Linked DNA regions of Mus musculus: region 2 is linked to region 1. Evidence: chromatin loops called from intact Hi-C (ENCODE). Cell type or tissue: heart. All regions are shown on one strand. Each heading gives the region's core, and the rest is flanking DNA. Links, peaks and the distances in the headings are about the cores only. Region 1 overlaps Ccdc85c (coiled-coil domain containing 85C). Region 2 holds the start of Ccdc85c (coiled-coil domain containing 85C).

What was found. Peaks named below come from ENCODE experiments on the same cell type or tissue, not always from the same donor. Only the 100,000 strongest peaks of a DNase experiment are listed, where the experiment ranks them.
Region 2: it touches region 1 in a loop (2.4-fold over the local background); 15 of 42 quality-filtered maps call a loop at or near these places.

What each region holds. Positions count from the first base shown.
Region 1 is chr12:108,216,398-108,224,713 of GRCm38, forward strand. It overlaps Ccdc85c (coiled-coil domain containing 85C), which reads right to left. Exons shown (of 6, transcript NM_001159910.2): 2 at 5,312-5,385. Among named protein-coding and RNA genes, the nearest start is that of Ccnk, 41 kb to the left of the region's middle. In heart, for the core only: CTCF peaks have their summits at 1,355 and 5,019 (motif pointing right); DNase peaks (open chromatin) are centred at 1,454 and 4,358; H3K27ac peaks cover 5,497 bases.
Region 2 is chr12:108,273,757-108,282,072 of GRCm38, forward strand. It overlaps Ccdc85c (coiled-coil domain containing 85C), which reads right to left and starts at 1,637. Exons shown (of 6, transcript NM_001159910.2): 1 at 582-1,637. The coding sequence starts at 1,377. In heart, for the core only: a CTCF peak has its summit at 4,073; DNase peaks (open chromatin) are centred at 1,815, 2,385, 2,735, 3,721 and 1 weaker place; H3K4me3 peaks cover 3,994 bases; H3K27ac peaks cover 3,708 bases; H3K27me3 peaks cover 1,786 bases.

The DNA.
Region 1 (8,316 bases), core at 282-8,281:
TGCAAGGGTCCTGCTGCAGGGCTGAGGTGGTGGGGTGGCATCAGAAGGAGGCTGTGGGGTGGTTGTTGGAAGAAGGATATTTGCTATTCCCACCGGCACACAGGCTCCTGCCGGGGGCATTCTGTGATAGGCCAGCGAGAAAGATCGGACAAGGGAACACCACTGCAGGACTGGCTTGTTGTTACATTGCAAGGCAGCAATTAGTGTGTCAGCTCAGAAGGAGCACTGCCTAAAAGGAATCTACAGGCAGGACTAGTGCGTCCTGGAAGTGGTCAGAGCCCAGGAAGGAACGTAAGAGGAGAGGAGACACAGCAGACACAGCACACAGTGCTTAGCAGCCCTCTTGCCCCTCAGAGCCACAGCAAACCCCCCTTCCCCGGCAGTTCTACCTGGAGCTGGCTTCTCTGGCAGCTGTGGGGGCGGGGCAGCTGGAAGAAGAGAAGACAGCATCACCCTGCCAGCCTACACCGTCCGCCTGGCCACTTTCCTTGGACATGGACTGGCCAAAGCCAAGGGGTCTCAGGTGTGCCAGGGTAGTTTCTAGTTTCACCACACTTGGGGTTGGGAAAGAGGACACTAAAAAGCCATTCAATGTTTTGAGACAAGCCCAAAGCCCAAATAGCCTTCTAGGGAATGCAGCCTCCTGGAGGGCCTGGGGGTACCCCCAAGGCCCCAGCTAGCTCTGAGAGGCAACACCACGATGCCAACTGGCTCTGCTTTCTTCCTCTTTCATCTGAACAGGCCATTAGGAACAAAGGGGCAGCCGCTTTGGCTGGGGACCCTGAGACTTCTCTTCATTAGTATTCAGATGAGGTAATAAGGTCACTTCCGGCCCAGCTGGCACCACCTCCCCTACCACCCAGGCAATCTCATATACCCCCGCTTGTCAAACCTGCTGGAGGGACCACCACACTAGAGGCCTGTGATGAAGTGTGGCTTACTCTCCGGACAGCCTGATCCCCACTACTGTAGGGACTACCTTACCCACCTTACCCTTCCAGGTCCCGTTTGGTTCACTGAGATGAGAGAGAGATGGGCCAGGCAGGAAGATATCGGAGGGATGCAGGCTTACAGTATGAAAGCCTTACTAGACATGGGTAAGATAAGGCCTCTGTTTGGTGTACATACCTACTGCAGTCAGACCAGGGAGCACCAGGGCTATATAGTTACTCCCAACATGGCCCTCACTACCAGCTAGCCCACATCTCAGCGGTTTTCCACCATGGCCCTCTGAGTGACATATATGGCAGGTATATTAGTGGCCTCCCCCCACCCACCCACCCATAAGGAAACTGAAGCACAGAAATGTTACACCAGCTACCCAGTGTCCCCCTCCTCCCCCGGCAGATAGGTGGCACTAGTGAGCCATCTCTAGGTTCTACTCAGCATCTGACTCTTAGTAGATGCTCCCTGAGAGAGCCTTCACTGTTGGTTGAGGCACGGGGGCACAAAGCCTAGACCCTCATCCGGCCACCAAGCTGCCCTGCCCTTCTGCTAACGGGGTCCCTGGCAGGGAACAGACAGACTCAGGTCCTAGCATTTCAAGTCTTCCAGAGCTGTGGCACTGTAGTGCCCAGGCAGGGGGCAATGTGCCAGCCCACATCACAGTGGTAGAACAGGGGTACCCTGAGTTCTGTTAGGCGTCGGGCGCCATGGCAGACACTGCCCAGCTGAACTGCCGCTGCCGTAAAGAGGCGGGGAGACCAATGACCTCAGAGGGACACGTGGATGGAGAGCCCTACCCTCCTCAGGCTCAGGAACGTGGGTGACAAAAATGGGGGCCCAACAGGGTTTTGGGTGGTGGTGGATGGCTCCTAAAAGACTTGTTCCAAATTCAGACAACACGGAGCACTTCCTGCAGGAACAGGCAGAGGTTATCTGCCAACACGGCACGGTGAGAGGCCCTCGGGATCAGGAAACGGCAGACAGACAAGGACTGCCCACAGGAGTGCTCCCAGGGCCACACCAGACCTGTGCTGGGTGTCACTGTAGTCCCTGACTTTCATGGAGGAAACTGAGGCACAGAAGACAGGGAGCTTTGCCTGAAGCTACGGGCTAACAATGGGACAGAAATGGCCTGAACCCAGATCCGTGCAGGGCCCAAACTCATTTTCTGATGGTTCACACGAGGCTAGTGCCACACTGCCCCATCGTGTGGCTAAGTCCCCACGCCCCCGGTCCTAACCTTAGGATGGCATCCCTTCGGAGGTGGGGGTCCTCACAGAGGTGAGCAAGTTTAAGTAAGATCCCCGGGGTGCCTGGTATCCTCCTTAAAGAGACCAATTAGGTCAAAGACAGGAAAGTATGAGGGACATGGGGACCAGGTGCCGTCAACAAGCCAGGAGCAAGGCCTAGGGATAAGCCAACCCTGTTGGCACCCTGACATTCAACTTCCAGCCTCCTGGGCAGAGAGTGAGTTTGACTGTCTGTGCATTCCCACCACACGGCACAACTCGGCAGCCCAAGCGAGTTACCAGAGCACCCGTGCCAGGAAGCGCCCCCCATCCAGACCTTTTCTCTACCTGTGTCTGGTGCAGACATCCTCACAGGCTACACCCAGCAACCCCGTGGTATCTGGCCCTGTGAGGGAGAGCATAAAGGTCTGGGGACAGAGCAGGGCTCAGGTGCCTCCCGGCTGCAGGGGCTGCAGGGCTGGACTGCGGCCTCCCTCCAGAGCTGCAGCCGTAGCCACAGCCGCAGCCACAGTGGGCCCTCCGGCCTGGGTGAGAGACCGCCAGGGCTGCTTGCTCTTTTTGTGAGAGGCTGGCTTCTTGGTGGTTCTGGAGGTCTCATTTATCGGCCCGGTGGGGGGCGGGGGGATGGGGGGGCTCTAACCAGAGACCCCAGCATCAATTACGGCTGCCCCTACTCGGGTCCTGGCCGGGCACCGAGAATCTGCAGGAGAAATACTATGCACGGAGCCCTGGGATGAATCATCCTGCAGGAAACAGCTGTGTTGATGAGATTTTAAAGCCGGCACGAGAAAGAAAATATGAACTGAGCTGCAGTAATTCAGCCTGTGAGCTCCCTGGCACATTTTTAATGAAAGCTGTTTCGGAGTTAAATAGAGGCTACGGGGGGCGGGGGGGAGAGTGGGGGTAGGATCAGGGGGGACTCTCTGGCCTCCTGCTCGAGCCCCAAGGACGCATCACCTTACAGTATTGCGAACATTCCTCACGCCTGCTTTTCGCCAGTGGGCAATTTCTCAGCTTTGCGAGGAGCTGGGGGTTTCTGTTGGACTATGATTTCACGACAGAATCATGAAATTCCACACAGCAGAGCCCTGAGGCTGAGGAGTGAGGGCAGCGACTGTCCTGCCATCATCGTCTCCTTCCTCAAGATGCCCGAACCCTGTCCCGCAGCCACGGCACGGTGGTGGCCTTGTGCGCTTGCTCCCTCCGGGCAGCCAGCTCTTCCTGAGCCCGGGTGGGAGTCAGCCTCCCTTCTGGGCCTCCGAGACTGGGTGGGGAGCAGCTGGGGGCTTCCCGGGCTCATGCTCAGTTCAGGCGTGGCAGGGTATAGAGGCGTGGATCTGGGGCTCCAAGAGCCCTTCCTCAGGCAGTTGGCAGTCAGGAGGGAGTAGGGACAGGAAAGAACATGACAGACAGCCCAGGGCCGAGAAAGCTCAGAGTAAGTGGAGACACACCTAAAGGTGTGCATGGAGGAGGCCCAGAGTGTAGAGCTAATCCCTGGAGGGGTGGGACCAGGCCAGGGCTGGCCCCTGCTCAGGCCTGAAGGCTCAGCCTCCTACCCGGGGGGGTGGGAGACATGGACGGGACAGACAGACAGGACGGACGGACACAGAAGGCAACTGAGCACAGCTATGGGTAGGGAGGGCTTCCATGGGGGACTGTGGCTGCCCCAGGGAGGGAGGGTGGGAGGGACTGCTACCCCGTGGCTTTCACATCCACCAGTTGTACAAGGCCATGGCCTGGTCCAACACTTGAAACTGGGCTACAGGTTCCCAACGGGACAAAGTGGCCCTGAGAGCAGAGACTAAATGTCAAGTACAACCCCGATGCCCGTGAAAACGGGGGGCACAGGCTCTTCTCTGATTTGACGGTGGAGCACACTTCCTATGGAAAGGACAGTGGAACAGCATCCTGAACTTGAAAGGGGACTCCTCATCCGCCTCTCCACAGGAACAAAGGCCAGACCGAGGCTGGCGCTGCCGGGCGGGGGTGGTGGGGGTGGGGAACCACAGGGCCCGAGCTGGGGCCCTGGCACGTGGTGCCAGCCTTCACTCGGCAAGCAGTGGCCCGTCAAGCAGGAGTGAGCGCTGGCATGAACAACTCCCTCCCCTCCAGATGGATGTGGGCCTTCTCTAGAGTAGGTGCTGCCCTTGAGCTCCGCAATACTGCTGGCACCGCTAGCCCCTGAAGCCCCATAGCAACCGCGTGCAGTCAGGCTCCCAGTAAGCACTTGCATGCTACCCCACCAAGTGAGACTAGCCTCAGCAGGGTGGCCTATGGAGGTGACACTGCGGGACTAAATTAAATCCACTGTTGGGATGTGAGCCTCCCGATGGCCACCAATGGACAGAGGACGTCACTGTCTTCCTGTGCAGGGCAGTGGGCCTTGGGCCCAGCAGGTCACATGGCAACAGGACCAGGCATCTGAGCGATGTCTAAGGCTGTCTCATCCAGGGACGGCCACATACACTTACGTTATACCAGCAGGTATAACAGAGGGGGGAGAGGCTCAGATGGAGCCAGGGGTGGGTCCAGGAACAGGGAGGCTGGAGGGCTGCTTGTCTACTCAGAGCCTCTCGTCACCAGGCCCTCTGCCATCCCCACCAAGAGCAGAGGTGTTTGCTGGTCTCTCCCCCATATCCGGTCACAGTCCACAAGAGGCTCCACTCCCTTTCAGTAGACACCTCCTCTCGACCAGCAGCCATGACCACGTCCCTCCCCTGCTGCCATCCTAATGCTGCTCTCCCTCTGTGGACCCACAACCCCAACTGTCCATGTGAGCAGGGTAGACCTAGTGAGGAACTGGCCAGCAGGGGGCCGGGGTCCCGTGTGGGTCTGCCTCCATTTGCCTGTCACCGCCACTGGCTTTGGGCCCAGGGCCAGCCATACGGAGCTTGCAGACACTGGGCAAGCAGCAGTCAGCGAGGCTGGCAAGCCCTGGCCACCCGGAGCCTGGATTTGAGCGAGGAGTGGGTCTGTGGCCAGGCTATCTGGGAGACAGCTGAAGAGGCAGCTGGGGTAAGGGGGAAGCTATGGGAGCCCCAGAAAAACTGGAGATGGGATGGCCTCTAAAGGAATGGCCATTACCCCTATAGCCAATACCCTGATGACTCACTTACCTGTGGGGGGAGCTTGTCACCGTCCAACAGCTTCACCTTGGTCTCCAATGGCCTGATGTAAGTGGACGAGGGATCTGAAGAACAGAGGGGAAGAAGGTGGTCCGTTAGCCACCAGGAGCTCACCGCATGGACACACCCCACTCTAGCCTAGCACGGCCTCATGTGGTCCCCAAGTCTGGTTTCCAAGAAGATGATGGAGTGTTCCCTGGCCTACATGTTCCTGGGGCGATCCCTTCTGATGCCAAGAGTAGTTGGCACAAAAATCCACAGCCAGAGACAGCCTCCTCAGGGCCCAGAGCCCAGGATCTCCCTCTCTACTGTGTAGTGAGGAAACAGTCAGTGAGAGACCCTAGTGGATGGGTTCAGAGCGTGTCTAGCTTGAAGTGGGCTGGAGAGATGGCTCAGCGGTTAAGAGCACTTGACGGCTCTTCCGAAGGTCCTGAATTCAAATCCCAGCAACCACGTGGTGGCTCACAACCATCTCTCATGAGATCTGACGTCCTCTTCTGGGGTGTTTGAAGACAGCTACAGTGTACTTACATATAATAAATAAATGGTGTTTTTTTGTTTGTTTGTTTTTAAAAAAGAGCCTGTCTGGGTGTGCCTTTGTGACTGACACACAAACAGCAACTGAGGTGGAAAGACCCTCCCTGAATGTGAACAAGGTCATGCAACAGGCGAAGGGCTTAGGGCTTCCAGAGGGGGAAAAAAAAGCCCACCACCCTAGGCTCTGTGCTCCCTCCCCCGCCCCCACCTCCTTTTCCACCCCCAAAGAGGACACGTGTGAGGAGTTCCTCAATCGCCAATCATGGGGCCCAACATCCCAGGAAATAAAGTGCACCCACCCCCACCCCACTGCCCCTGCTTTTTTTTCCTCCCATCAGAAAAGCTGGCAAAAGTCTCGTTGAACGCCAGCCCCATTCTGCTGTCCCTGCCTGCCTACCCCACAGCCCCTGTCCTCCTCCCCAGCAGCAGAGGGGCAGCCCCCTGACCATCCTCAGCCCAGGCTGCAGTGGAAGGCACCTGACTTGGAGGACTCAAGGACCGGAAGACAGGAAGGGAAGCCTCAAGCAGGGATGGGAACTGCAGGGCCTGTCCCAAGCACCCTGTGGGGCTGATGGATTTGGGACACCTCAGTCAGCCAGACACCCAGTGAAGGTGGACTGTTGAAACTCTTGCTAGAGGCTACAAGGTTGAGTGGCCAGCTGAGACTCTGTCCACCGGCTCGGTGAGTCACCACCCAAAAGACGCAGGGTCTCCCAGGTACTTAACACTCTAACCCTCAACCTCAGAACAACACAGGGGCAGCAGACAAGCCGAGCAAAGCCGGGGCTACTGAGTGAGTCCACCTCAGTGTAGGGCTAGGGAATACAATCCATGGGCTTCTACAATTTCCAGGTGGGCAGAAGAGGCTGGGGACCTGCAGTGGACGATAAGGCATCTGTCCCTTCTAGCACAAAGCCAGCATGACCCCAGGGAAGGCTGCCCTTGATGTCCTCGTGCCACATGCAGATATCTTACCCCTCTCCTCCACCCCTATCCACAGGTTCTAATAAGGAGTGGCTATGAAGCCCACCGCTGACCATCAGGAACTTAAGTCCCCAGGAATGCCTAGGCTCACACAGGTGACCCGCCTGTTAAGGGACATACTTTGTTCCCCAGGAAGTACCTGTGGAACCCTCAGGAGCCCCCACCCACTCAGCCTAGATCCACAGGGCCCTGCAGAGCGTCTGGTGCAGCAGAGAACGGGAAAAGTGTGGGAGCAGGGAGCAAGGCCCAACCCACAGGCTGGAGAACAAAACACCAGAACCTCCCTCCTCCTCATTCCCGACATTCACCTCTTAGGAAGGTGGAGCCTTTTACAGGGGAGGAGAGGAGGGCAGCTCCCTGCTAAGGCCTAGCCGGCACAGCCTGAGGAATGACAGACAACAGTACCGGGCACAGGGTGGCTCCAACGGGCAATACTGCCCTACTGCCCGGGCCCCCCCCCCCCCCCCCCGGCCTCACTGCACAGCCCCATACTGAGTTTCCAAGAACTCAAGAGACAGGTCCCTCGCACGCTCCAGGTTAGCACAGGGGTCTCTCCCTGCCTACGAGGCCCTGATGAGGACGCTAGCCATCCACAGAGGCTGTAGCTAGAGATGCCTCGGTTGGTTTAGGTGCGATGACTCTACCACAGGCAGATAGGAAAGGGCTCCACATACACTCGGGGTCTATCAGGTCTCTCTGAGAGTAGAAAGGCAAACATGGAACAAATGGGACGCTCCTGATCCTACATGCTGCCAAGGGGACTCCAGCTGTGCGGGGGACATCCCAGAAAGCACCCATATGAGGGCTGGGGATGAGGTTCAGTTGGTAGGGTGTCCACCTACCGTGCATGAGGTCCTAGGTTCAACCCTCAGCAGTGCACAGACTGTGTGTGGTGGCACATGCCTGACACTTGGAAGTGACAGTTGGGGGGGAGGGGGCTGAGGAGTGCAAGAGCAGCCTTGCAAACGCAGAGAGCTTGAAGCCAGCCTAAACTACAAGAAACCCTTGAGTTTTAAAGAAAGCCTAGCCCCTCCCCTCCTGCAGGCCAGCCTTTGGGACCACGCTGGGCAGAGCGCTGGAGTGGAGCTTGCTCTCAGAGAGGCACGAGCGTTCCCACACACCTCTCTTCTGGATTCCATCCTATGGTAAAATTCCCTGGCATGGCTGCAAACACGCAGTACGCACGCACTCACTCGGTCCCTAGGTGCAGTCTCCATCCAACCCAGGCGGGGACCCAACCAACACCACCAAGTGAAGATGTCAACAGGCCCACTGTCACTGGCCCACCCATCTCCCCCCCCCCCTGTGGACTCCTGCTGAGTGGGCAAGAAGCCTCCAGCCTTAGCATATATTCTTTCAGTCCACGGTGTGGCTCACATGAGGAACGTGTGACTTTTTTTTTTTTTACTTATACCATTTATAGTCAATTTTCAAGTAATTCCAGAGCAAGAAGAGAGACCTTCCTTTTTAATTAG
Region 2 (8,316 bases), core at 249-8,248, 57 kb after region 1:
AAACTGTAGAGACCGAACTGAGAAAGGTGTCCCAACCAGTACTGCGGGACTTATGGGAAGCCAGGAAGACTCTTATCTTAGCCCAGGGTACTCTGGCCCAGCTTCGTCAAGGTCTCAGCACGGGTGATTGTGTGCCAGCCCAGCCCAGCCCAGGAGGAGATTCAGCTGGGAAGGAAGCAGGGGAGAAAGCCAGCCACAGCACAGTGCAGTCGTGGGTGCTAAGTGAGTTTGAGGGACTCCAACCAGAAGGGAAAATTCACTTGCTTTAGCTTAGGGGCCTTTCATAGTCTTCCAAGAAAAACTCTCCTCTGCCCTCAAGTGTTTTCAGGGTAGGATGAGAGACACCCCTCGACAGCCCCAGAGTGCCAGCTGGTAACACAAAAAGCTGCGGAGGAGAAACTTTTTTCTGCGGCATCAGCTAGACAGGGACACCACCACGCCGAATGCTCCATTTGCTATGCCAGCTGCGGAAGGGTCTGAAGGTGCGACCCCACCCCCACCCCGCACCTGTGAGGTCTCCAGAAACTACTACTGCTTCACGACAGACACCCATGGGCTTCCGATCCCGGCGAGATGCTTACCGTGCAGGCCGTTAGGGATGCTTCGGTGGTGCGGCGGCGCTGACAGGTCATCCAGAGACCGGCGCGTGGCTCCGGCCTTGCCGTCCGGAACCTTGTGCGGCCCCGGGGGCAGCAGAGCCGCTGGGACGTGGTGGTGGTGGTCCGGGCTGCCGCCGCTGCCCGCACTGGACGTGCTGCTGCCGTCGCCAACGTCGCGGGCCCCCGAGCCCGCTGCGCTCCCCGCCAGGGGCCCGCTCAGGCTGGCCTGGCTGTCGATGGAGCTGCGGGAGCCCGCGCCGCCGCCGCCGCCGCCAGCGCCCCCCGCCGCCGCCAGCGCCGCGCGCTCCTCGTCCAGCAACAGCACCAGCTCTTTCAGCTCCAGGTTCTCGCGCAGCAGGGCCTCCTGGCGCGCCTCGAGCTCCCGTAGCTTCTGCTGCGAGCGGGCCACCTCGTGCCACACGGCGCCGGCCGCGTGGCGTCCGAAGCGCTGCCACTCGCGCGCCAGCTTGCGCCCTTTCTGCCGGTCGTCGTCCAGGAAACAGCAGAGCTCACGCAGCTCCTGATTGTCGTCCTGCAGCCGCTGGTTCACGTCCTTGAGGCCGCGGATCTCCAGCAGGTGCTGCTGCAGCCGCCGGTTCACGTCGCGCATCAGGCCGCCGTGCTCCAGCATGAGGCCCACCTTCTCGCCCTCGGCGCGCCGCAGCCGCCGCGCCAGCTCCTCCTTGCTCCAGCGCAGCAGTTCCTCGTCCGGGACCTGGCTCAGCTCCTCCGACGCCGCCGCTGCAGCCGCCGCCGCCACCGCCGGGGGCTTCGCCATGGCGGGGCCGTCACCGCGGCATCGCCCTCGCCCGCGCCGGGCCGGCGCTCCCCGCGCCGGGGCTTCTCTGGGCTCGGCCACGCGCGCGCGGGGGGCGGCTGGGGACGCGTGCGGCCCGCCCTTCGCCGCCTCGCGCTCCCTCCCGCGGCCCCCTCTGGGGTCACCCGAGAGCCCGCGCACGCCTCAGGACTGAGGAACCGGGACCGTGGCTGCGTCGGCGGCCGCGGTGCCCCGGCTCTCCGAGCTCGGGCGCAGCAGGCGGAGGCCCGCCCCCGGCCCCGCTCCCGGAGCCCCAGCTGCCCCGCCCACCCCGGGCGGAGAGGGGGCGGGGCGCCGCCGTTGGGCCACGCCTCCGAAAGGGAGGCGGTCAGAGGAGTGGCAGGCCCCCGAGGTCCCCCTACGCGGTGCGCCGGCCCGCCGGGCGCCCTGCCAGAGGCGCGCTCGAGCCACGGTCCCGCCCTCCCACAGGTCTGATTGGCCAGGTTCGGGGGTGTGCGGGAGGGGCGGGGCGCGCGCGGGGAGGCTGAAAAGATGGTATCTTCCAACCGCGGGGCCTTGCACCCTCCTCCCCCCCACACTCCCGGTTCAAGTTTCTTCGCCCGGAGGACGCGGCCTGGGCCAATCCCAGGACTACAAGGGGTTTTAAAATGCAGGTAGGGCTAGGGGGTGGCGGGGACCGGTGGGAAAGGTAGGGCAGGGCTTCCCTTAAAGGCGACGCGCGAATTTACGCGTCCCTTATCCGGCCAGCGTCCCTGACCCTCCCTTTCTCACCCTTAATAAACAGATGCCCACCCGGCGAGCACAGCTCTCTCCCTCCCTCCCTCCCTCTCGGGGGCACCAGAGTTCGGTACAGTCCGAGAGAGGAGGAACAATAGGACCCTGACATGGGGGGTCGGGCAGGGCTGGTCTTTGTCCCTTTCCGGGCCACCGACCAGAGCCACCTGGGTCCCTGCCTAATATTGCAGCGGGGCTGTCTTCCCACCCCTAGCCCAAGACCGTGGAGCCTTGCCAGCCTTATCTCAGGGCCAGATCTCTCTCCCTTCTTCCCCTGACGTGGTGGGAGCCGAGGACCTGCCCTTTTCCCAGAGCAGTTCTCCGAGCCCTTCCCTTCCGCGCACTACACCGCTAAATCCCTGGGATTGGAAGAACATGCAGTTCGCTAGGTGGAAACCCCTGAGAAAGGCGAGGGAAGGTCTTCCACCCTGGCCAGATAGCTGGGGTCCATAGGTACTCAGCGACCGCAGAACCTTCTTCCCTCGCCCCGCATCGCTGCGGAGCATACGGATCTTCCCACACCTATAAATCCCGTCCCCTAAGCGCATTTAACAGCGCTTCTGCAGCCAGCGGGCCGAGGGAAGGATGCGTTTCCCCTGGACCTACAAGGAGATAACCCACTCTGCGCGCGCACAAACCGGGGTAAGCTACCCGGGCCTGGAGCGCGTGCCCGCGCAGCAGCTGACATCCCCCTTTTACAGTTACTCAGCCGTTTACTAAACCACCTCATGTGCCCTCTTACACCTTCCCCATCCCGGGGGAATTCTACCGGGACAAGAGGCCACTGCTCTCTGAGGGCACTTGGCATTCTTGGGAGGAGGGAGAGAGTACAACGTGAGAAGAATCGGTGAGGCTGTCTGCAGCGCTATGCGGGGAATTCAATTGCCTTAGATCTGTGTTCTGGGAGGGACCTAGGAGCTAGGACCTAAACCTGAGTGACAAGGACAAAGGTAAGCCTGGAGGCCGGACAGGTGAAAGGAACAGCAAGTGGAATGGCCTTAGGGTTGGCTTGTTAGTGGCCGGTTCGAAGGGGAGGAGGGGCCGGCGAGATGGCTCCGCAGGTAAAGGAGTGTGAAGCCCAGCCTGACAACCTAAATTAATTCCCAGGACACAGTGATGGAAGGAGAGACCTTACTCCCTCACGTTGTCCTCTGACCTCCAGAGTGGGCAGTAGCTTACATAAACACTCACACAGAAAGAATGAAATGTAATAATATATTAAAAAAAAAAAAAAAACAAGAAAGGGTGCCGTAGATGGTGCGGGACATTAATCCTAGAGTTTGAAGGCAGAGGCAGGGGTAATATCTGAATTCCAGGCCAGTGAGCTACAGAGAGTCTGTCTAAAAAAAAGAAAAAAGAAAAAAGAAAAAGAGAAGAAAAGAAAGGAAAGGATGAAATATGAGGTCTGAGCTCAAAAGGCAGGCCCATGTGTGACCTGAAGCTGGAGTCTTGGCTGTCTTGGCTCCCATTGGTAAAGGGCTGGGAACCACACAGGTTGAGCTAATTCAGTCCTCCTTCCCCCTCCCTCCTGGTAAATGAGCCGACGGTCGAAAGGGGTAGGAAGAAGATGAGCCCCGGGGGATGCCGAGGCTGGCCACGTGCACTCAGCACCAGGGAGTCAGCTGAGTAGAGGGGCCTGGTGCTCTGCAGACCCAGCACAGCACACTTTCAAAAGGAGGGGACTTAGGGTCCGCACCTGGGGGAGGCTGCAGATCTGCTTTCAACCCCCAAGTCGCAGCAGCAGGCTCCCTGGAGGATCCCCACAGAGCGGAGACTGAGTGGGTTAAGGAGTTACTCCATTGAGACTGCAGGGGGGAGGGGCGCGGTGAGCAGAGCACACACCAAGGGAACACTTCGGCTCACCAGGGAAATTGCTGAGACAATTCAATTTGTACTGAGCTCTGTGGCTGCCTTGTGTCTCCTTGTGGTGTTCCTATGGCCTGCAGCCTCTGCCTTCGGGTCCTCCAGGGTGACAGCTTCAGTGGAGAAAAAAGGAAACCTTCATCCAAGCGGTGATTCAAATCACCTACACACTACGGGGCCAGCGGAGCCTGGTGAGGGGGGGCTCAGTGGGGGTGTAGGAGTGGGAGGAGACTGTTAACCACCATCCTTTCCCTGGAACTCTGAGAGCCAACGATAACAACAGCAGTAATAATAGCATGAATGACAAGTTCCCCATAGCTACATGAATAGGGTACCCTCCCCTTCTGTTAACCTGCCCCACCTAGGGCCTGGAGTACCTCCTTAGTGCTGGACTAACTAACCAGGAGTAAGTTGGCCAGTTACCCATGGGAGGGAGGTGTAGGAGGAGGGTGTGACTGGGATGTCAGGAGAAGGTAACCAAATACCTTCCCCAGCCCTCCTCCTGTGAGGCCCAGTGTTGAGGGTCACAGCTGCTGCAGGAGTCGGTAGCAATGGCTGTCAGGCTCAGAGGGCAGTCCCACAACATAGGGGTTCGCTTAGGTGCTAAGTTCCAGGCTCCGCATGCAGCCTTTGAGACCGGCTGTGGATATCCCTATGACAGCTGCCAGCTGCTCCTGCCATCCAGCCCTGCAGCTTCCAGATGCTCTGCGTGCCAGGCCTCGGGTGCTACCTCAAGCCTCAAATCTACAAAATCTACAAGTAGCAGTCCAACACACACACACACACACACACACACACACACACTCGGGCACTGCAGCGATCCGAGACCCAGCTCTGGTGTCTGAATATTTCATGCTGCGGTGGGGGGGTAGGGTGTTGGGGGGGGGGGCAGGACGAATGTGGCAAAGCCCTTAATTGTTAATGTGGCTTCTGCTGGCTCCAGGCCCAGCACTCCCGGCCCCTCCTGTTGGAAATGGCAGAAATGGCAACAATGGATGGTAATGACTCCTCAAGCCCCTCAGGTCTTTACGCCCTGCCCTGTGTGAGGCTGCTGCACAGAGATGTCCAGTGTCCTGCTTGCTTACCACACACGCCCCAGTTCTCGCTCAGTGTAGGACCTGGGAGCCAGGTGAGCAAATACTGAAGGAGAGAACAATGGCCTTGCATCTCTGGTCTCACGCCACAGTGTGTCCCCAGGCAGTCACAGACACACCTTGTCCCCTCAGCTTCTAGATCTGTAGCTAAACTTGGGATCATTCATTCCTTCTACAAAACGGGAGAGCCTCAAAGCACACCAGGCTCCAACCCTAGGCCATTGGATGACGTAGGCGGGCACTGCTTGCCTAGGGAAAGGTTGGGGTAGAAGGAGGAGAGCTGGTGAGTGTTCCAGACTCTTGCCTATGAGACTTTGCAAACCTATGCAGTGAGCTGGGTCCTGGGTCCTAAGCAAGGTCTCCCCCGACACCAGGAGGCATCCATCTTGGCCTCTCAGTTGCCGAGAACCTGTATCAGCAAGTCAGGGCCCCAAGGCAGCAAGGGGACAGATGAACCCCAAAGGTCTCAGCCCCGAGAAGCTCATGTAGTGAAACCCCCAACCAGTACCCCAGAGCAAAGACGCCCGAATATCTGGGGGAGCTCAGTAAAGAGGACTGGGGTACTCTAGATGGCCACGTTCTCTGGCCAGACTGGAAGGAGGCACACTCATTTATGTGGGACAAAGAGGCCTGGCTTTAGAGCACTGGTTCTCAACCTGTGGGTCCCAACCCCCTTGGGGGCCTAGTGGCTTGTTCACAGGAGTCACCTAAGACCATCAGAAAATATAGGTATTTACACTATGATTCATAACGGCAGCAAAACTAGAGTTATGAAGTAGCAATAAAAATAATGTTTATGGTTGAGGGTCACCACAGCACAGCGAGCTGTATTAAAGGGTCACAGCGTCAGGAAGGTTGAGAGCCCCTGCTTTAGAGAGCTTCCCCTAAAGATCCTCAGATTCCCTCAAGTGGTCCCCAAATATGTTGCCTAGGATGTAAGTATCTAGGGACGGTGGGACCTGGAGTTGGTGGTGTTGGCTGCCGTCTCTCCATCAGATTCCCTTGTTTATTGCTCCATAGCCAGCATCGCTGCGACATGGGAGAAAGTAATTGATGATGATGATGACAAAAAAACAACAACAAAAAAAAAGCCAGGCATGATGGCACATGCCTTTAATCCCAGCACTTGGGAGGCAGAGGCAGGCGGATTTCTGAGTTCAAGGCCAGCCTGGTCTACAAAGTGAGTTCCAGGACAGCTAGGGCTATACAGAGAAACCCTGTCTCGAAAGAAAAAAAAAAAACCTCCCTGGGCTCATGGACATAGGACCCCACAGGAAAGGCCAGCACAGCAGAGAGTAAACATTTTATACATGTTGCAGAATTTCAGAGCATCAGGGGGCAAAGAGATCCTGGAAATAGGGAGGGGATGGGAAATTGGGGAGAATCGCAGTGTCAAGAGTCAGAATGAAGCCAGGTGTGGTGGTGCACGCCTTTAATCCCAGCACTTGGGAGGCAGAGGCAGGCAGATTTCTGAGTTTGAGGCCAGCCTGGTCTACAGAATGAGTTCCAGGAGAGCCAGGGCTACAGAGAAACCCTGTCTGGAAAAACCAAACAAACAAAAGAGTCAGAATGACAGGATCCTGCAGCCAGCTCCACAAGTTACAAGAAGCCAGGCTAATGGGATCCTCAGCTGTGGGAGCCTAGATTAGGACTCACGTGATCAAAGGTGGAGGGAGAGTAAGACATTTTCACACCTTTTTTTTTTTAATGCCTTTAAAATTATCAAGGGAGCACACCTGCGTGGAGGTCAGAGGTCCTTGCAGTAGCAGAATCTGGGCGGGGCGGGGGGGGGGGTCCAGAGGTTCAAATTTCGGTGGTTAGGCTGGATTCAGTAACTTTACCCACTGAGCCATCTCACCAAGCCTTCTTTTAACTCCTTAAAGCCTAAGCCAGGCTGGAAATGAGACTCAGAGTGGAGCACTTGCCCGGCATACACAAGGCCCCAGCACCACGGAAATCGCTCCTGGTATTGCCCATTTATAACCCGGTTCCCCAGAGGTGGAGAGTGCAGTCCTAAGCTCAGGGTCATCCGAAGCTACCTAGGGAGTTTGAGGTCAGCCTGGGGGACCTGTAATCTCCAGGCGCTCTTCCTCTAACAGGAGGAATTTGGGGCCAGGTGCTGTGTTTCCCAACCCTCAGGAGGTCACCAGTTGCAGGTTCTAGGGCAACCTGGGCCACAGGGGAAGACATTTTGGCTGGAGTGTGGCTCAATGGCAGAGCACTGGACTGCCTTTACAAGGCTTTCAGGACCAGCCAGAATGCACACAGGAGTGTGGGAGGATGTGACTCACAAGATAGTTCCCAAGGTGAGGGTTCTACACCCAGAAGGAACCAAGCCGAGGGTTCTACACCCAGAAGGAACCAAGGCAGATGAAGGAACTGAATGACTGAGGCTCCAGTCAGAGGTGCCAGGGAAGGGACACCCAAAGGAGAACAGAGACAAATTCAGAGAAAACAAGCCAGACGATTAACCCCCCAGGTTAAATACGGACAGTGGCCAGGGAATGAAGACCCATGAAAGGGGGCAGCTCGTGGCTCAGCCGGCCACACACGTATACAGTGCAACATACAAACACCAGTCAAAGACTGTGATGTAGCTGAACTGAGAGGGGGGTAGAGAGTGGGGGCAGGGCACAGAACACACTCCTACAAGACATAGGTGGCAGATGGGTAACGCTGGAGAGACAGAAAAGAAGTCAGCCCAGGCACGGTGGTGCACACCTTTGATCCCATCACCTGGAAAGCAGAGGCAAGCAGATCTCTTGAGTTCAAGGCTAACCTGGTCTACAGAGCAGTTCCAGGATAGCCAAGGCTATACAGAAAAAAAAAAAAAAAAAACTGGCTAGGGGATGGGGGTCTGGGGTGTGCGTGTGCAGTGCTAAGAATGCACTGTTTATTTGCAAATAGTCCTGAGGTAAGCACCTAAATATCAGAAAAACTTCTGGTCCAGAAGCAGGATCCCAGGCTGAAGGGGGAAGAGGGTTTTGTTAGAAACTAGCTCTGAGCCCAGCGTGGTGGCACACGCCTTTAATCCCAGCACTTGGGAGGCAGAGGCAGGCGCATTTCTGAGTTCGAGGCCAGCCTGGTCTACAAAGTGAGTTCCAGGACAGCCAGGGTTATACAGAGAAACCCTGTCTCGAAAAAACAAAAAAGAAAAAGAAACTAGCTCTGTAGACTAGGCTATCTTCAAACACAGGTAGACCAGGCT